2 separate regions of the Mus musculus genome follow, and region 1 is linked to region 2. A link is a loop called in an ENCODE intact Hi-C map of the cell type or tissue named here. Cell type or tissue: heart. All regions are shown on one strand.

Region 1 (2,500 bases), 140 kb before region 2:
AACATTGCAGTTCTGGGCTAAATCTGGCAAAACTGTTACAGTGAAGCAGAAAGTCACCGAATTAGGCAGATCTGGGTTTGAAGCTCCCGAGCAGTGAGCAGGGGGCTTCACTCCTCCAAACCTGCTTCATGGTCTTTAAGAAGGTGCTTGTAGGAGCCGTTTTTCTTGGTTGTGGGAGGTCAGGAAGTAGAGTAGATACTGTCTGGTGAAGCATTTCATGCTTCTGAAACGGGGAAAATGCTATTTCTCTCATGGTTTTGTTTCTCAGAATTCACAGCTAAAAGAAAGGAATTCTACAACCAGAGTATCTAAAAGCCATGGGACTTCCATTTGTATTCAGAAATGCAACTCTACCCTGGGAAAGATGGATGCTGGGCACAATATCAGGCTGTTATTGAAGCCAATGAGAGAGTCTCTAAGCATATTGACAGGACTAAAGGAGACAGCCGTGCAAACCCTGCCCCCCCCAAAAAAATGTTTATAAGAAAACCAGACTTCTAAAAGAAAAAAAAAGTCTTTGTCATGAAGGAAAAAGGAAAGACTGATATTCCTAAATAAGAGACCCAAAAGCATCAGCATCATGGCAATGTGTAATATATATGTCTTTGTAAGATAATGATTTAAAAAAAAAAAACCCTTGGGTGAGATCCAGGGCACACCTGGGATATCCTGCATATAATGGTCACTTAGGATATCACCCCTGTTCAGCCCTGGAGTGATAATGGTTGCCTGGGAGGATGCTCTTCTTCAGGTGTGTGCAGAGGGACTTAGAGGAAACGGGTAGCTGACTCCCGCACTTTCTTTGGAAACTGTTGAAAAAAATACTAAGAATGTATATGTATGTGTATGAACTAAATACAGAAAATGCCAAGAGTCACTGAAACCTGATGGAGGGCACATGTGTGTCCTGGATCCTGCCTCATGGAATTCTTTCCTACTTCCCTCTGTTCTTCCTTTCTCTTTCTGCTTCCTTCCCTCCCTTCTGAACCCTTTCTTTCTCCTCCCCCCACCTTTCTTGTCTCTCCCTCCTCCCTTTCTTTCCCCTCCTTCCGTCCCTTCCACATGTTTTAAAATGTTGATAATAAAATGTTGTTTGGGTTCTAGGGCTGAAATGTACTTTAGCAGCCCAGAGCAAGTGTTCATCAACAGCCCATCTGGGGCCTTCCTGTTCCTCTCTAGGAGTGTTTTTCCTATTTGAGGACAGGCATTTGCCAGCTCATCATCAGTCACCAGAGGTCTGTCAACTCACCCACTCTTTCACTCACAACCCAGAACCGGGCCAGCCAGCCATGGACATGACGCTAACATTGATGATGAAGAGGAAGAAGGGGTCAGTGCCTTGACTTCCTGATGCTGGGCAAAGAGCTAGACTGGAGGCTCTGCCAAGTACACACAGTCCTGTAGCCACGGTAGAGCTGTCTGAAGAAGTGATCGATTTCACTATTTCATATTCTAATAATGGAATGATTTTTTAGCTAAGGACCCAAAGTGACCACAAAACCTCTGGACATCACCAATGTGCCGCATGGAAAATGGCATCCAAGCCAAACTAGAAATTCACCCAAACAAGTTATTAGATTACCAAATGAAAATAGAGCACGGTGGGATACTCAGAATAACAACAGAGTAACGTAATCAGCTCTTTTAATTTCAGAATTAGGGACAGCACCAGAAGTGACCAGCTGAAAATGAGTAAGGCCAGGGAGACAGCACAGCAGAGGAGGTACAACAAGCGTGAGGGGCTGGCTTTGCTCCCCAGCACTCCTGCGTGTACAGCCAGGCATGGGGGCACGTGCCCATATCTCAGTGCTGAAGAGACAAGACAGGGGGCTCCCTGGAGCTCACCAGCTAACTAGCCTAACTTAATCACTGAGTCCCAGGTCCCAGTGAGAGACTGTCTCAGAAAACAAAGTACCTCTGGTCTCCACAGATGGGAACTTGTTCACATACACACACACACACACACACACACACACACACACACACACACACACACACACATTCATAAACACAATGAGGAGATTGGTTTTGAGAAAAGAGGGGGGGGGAAATCACAGAAGATTCTTTCTAGGGTACAAAGATTCTATTTCTTGATTTGACGTAGTCATTACAAGGCTACGGACATTAAATCATTAACCAAGCTGTGTGTTTGGGTTTCGTCTTTTGTTTTTGGGGTTTTTATTGGTGATTTTTCTACACTGTGTATTCGTTTGTTTTGTGTGATAACAATGAAATTCATGAGGCAGAACAGGACGTGAAGGAAACTGGTTTATTTTGGCTCTGAGGGGCTGAATCTGCTGTTGCCCTTCCTGTTGGCAGAGCCCTGAGGTAACGCAGGGTGACAAGCCACATTCAACCACAGTATCAACCACTGTTGGTGGCTGTGATCCACCCAAGCCTACCGGACAGTGTATTTTAAAATGAACATCTAAATGCTGGGAAAAGATACTATTGTACTATTTAGCTTGTGAAATAAACGAATCACACTGTTTTGTTTTGT
Region 2 (2,500 bases):
TGAGTTCGAGGCCAGCCTGGTCTACAGAGTGAATTCCAGGACAGCCAGGGCTACATAGAGAAACCCTGTCTGGGGGGGGGGGGGTGCGGGGGGGGGGGGGAAGAGGAGCTCAGAAGCGCCCTCTTGCCCCTTTCCCACCACTAAAGAAAGCCCTTCCTTGTGAAAGGCAATCACTATGGTCATGAAAATAGCCCTGCTTGCTCCTGGCCTTTCTATGAATGGATGACACTCCTTTGTATTTGGTTTCTTGACCTCATCTTGTGGGTAAGATCTAGCCTTTGTGTGTGACAAGTACCCTGTGAGGATATTTAGCTCAGAACACAGCGTAGATAGAGCACTTTGCCTAAGTGTGAAAAGACCTATGTTTAGCTATTGGATTGTCTTCTTGATCTTAGGAGTTAGTTGTGCACTCTGATCACCTTTGTCAGCTCCATGAAATACACTTTCCTCCCGTATTGTGGGCTTTTCATTCTCTCCGTGGGCTCTTCCAGTGAATAAAGTACTGTGTCTCTCTGTAGTCTAATTTATTATTTTCTTTGTGGTCTGGGCTTTCGTGTCCTGCTGGAGAAATTATTACTTCCACCAACGTCATAAAGATATTCTTGCTTCCTCGTAAATGCTCTGTTTTTATAAATTACATATGGAACTGGTGTGTGTGTGGACTGTAGAGCTTAAACGTTAGAATTCCTCTTCCCTGTGAAGCCATCCCTCTTTGTGCTTTATTACCCCTTTGTCAGAAACTTAGTTACACGTGCTTGATTTCTGGGCTGTCTATTGCGTTCTGGTCTCTGCCCTCCTTTGCAGCACTGCTCTCTAACAGCAAGAGCACCTTGGGTCTTGATGGCTAATACGTTCTTAAAGACTTCAGCCAGCCGAGCGGTGGTGGCACACGCCTTTGATCCCAGCACTCGGGAGGCAGAGGCAGGCGGATTTCTGAGTTCGAGGCCAGCCTGGTCTACAGAGTGAGTTCCAAGACAGCCAGGGCTGGCTATACAGAGAAACCCTGTCTTGAAAAACCAAAAAATAAAAAATAAAAAGACTTCAGCTTAGATCGCTCTTTCGAATTTTCATATACGTTGAAACGATCAATTTCTCAAGGGTCATAAAATCTAAGACTTTTGAGGATCACATCAATTCTGTATATCCTTAGTAACAACTAACTACAATACAAATATGTCAGATAACTAGCATCAAGTGACTAGCTTTTGAAAGAACTGTAGTGGAAAAGCCACAAACAACATAGAGCTTCCACCTACTGGTCACTCAGCCCAGCCTAATGTGAACATCTCTTAGCCTAGCTTAAATATATGTAAACTAGGGAAACTGGCTCTGTCACTATTAAAGAAGATTGGATTCAGATTCTGCCAGTTAACAGTTAACAGTTAACAGTCCTCCTCTTTGGGGCTATGTATACCCTGTAGGTGACTTGCATCTTTAAGAAAGCAAATTCCCTTGGTGATCAGCATCTTCCCGTCTCTCTGGGACACTCCACGCTACCAGCAGAGTTTCTGTTTCCCTACGTTTAGGGAGTCCATCTAGTGGAGGCTAGTAGAATAAATCAGAAATCCTCTTTAAAGATCATCCCCTCCACAGCAGGGGGCACAAGCACTGTACCCCCAGGAAACCGAATGCCTCTGTTTCTCCTTTGTTTGGAACTCTGTCCACATGTCCCTTTTCAATGTTCTAGGAGGCTTTCCACAACCTCTAGAGCAGCAACCATCTAGAGCAGCAGTCCTCAACCTTCCTAATGCTGTGACCCTCCAATACAGGTCCTCATGTCATGGTGACCCCCCGATCATAATATTATTTTCATTGCTACTTCATAAATATAATTTTGCTACTATTATGAATCTTAATTTCCATGTCTGATAAGCAGGGTATATGGTATCCAGGATATCTGATATGCAGCCCTCAAAGGGGTTGAGAATCACTGATCTAAATAACACTGCCCCCGACCCAGCCCTCAGTCTAGCCTTTCTACATCTTTGTTTCCCAGTTTCCCAGCACAGAAGTCATCCCATCCCGCAGAGCCTGGCTCATCTGTCGTCGGTACACTTGCCCTCTGTCCTCCCAGTGCTCTGAGACAGGGAATCATCTCTTTCTTGTCCACTGTGATAGCCTCAGCTTTTACAACTGTGCGCAGCATGCCATAAGCAGTCAATGTATTTTAATTGTTCATTTCAATTGTGTTTGATGTCATGTCAGGGTCTCATTAAGTAACAGGCTAGACTGGACCTCTGTATCCTAGACTGGCCTTGAACTTATGGTCTCTTGCTTCTGCCTTCCAACTACTGAGATCATAGCTATGAGCCACCACATCCAGTATTGTGTGTGTACACACATACACACACACACACACACACACACACACACACACACACACACACACACACATATATATATATATATATATATATATATATATATATAACTAAAATAATGTGCAGCTTTGATTTCATGGAGAATCTTCAAAGAGCATTTTAATTTTAGGTCGAGCCTC

Evidence for each region. Peaks named below come from ENCODE experiments on the same cell type or tissue, not always from the same donor. Only the 100,000 strongest peaks of a DNase experiment are listed, where the experiment ranks them.
Region 1: it touches region 2 in a loop (2.2-fold over the local background); 2 of 42 quality-filtered maps call a loop at or near these places.

What each region holds. Positions count from the first base shown.
Region 1 is chr5:66,848,138-66,850,637 of GRCm38, reverse strand. The region is part of intron 1 of Limch1 (LIM and calponin homology domains 1); the gene reads right to left. Among named protein-coding and RNA genes, the nearest start is that of Gm52776, 45 kb to the left of the region's middle. In heart, no CTCF peak of the experiment used is centred here; DNase peaks (open chromatin) are centred at 1,287 and 2,317.
Region 2 is chr5:66,709,659-66,712,158 of GRCm38, reverse strand. No RefSeq gene overlaps it. Among named protein-coding and RNA genes, the nearest start is that of Uchl1os, 34 kb to the right of the region's middle. In heart, CTCF peaks have their summits at 1,327 and 1,527; no DNase peak of the experiment used is centred here; H3K27me3 peaks cover 1,953 bases.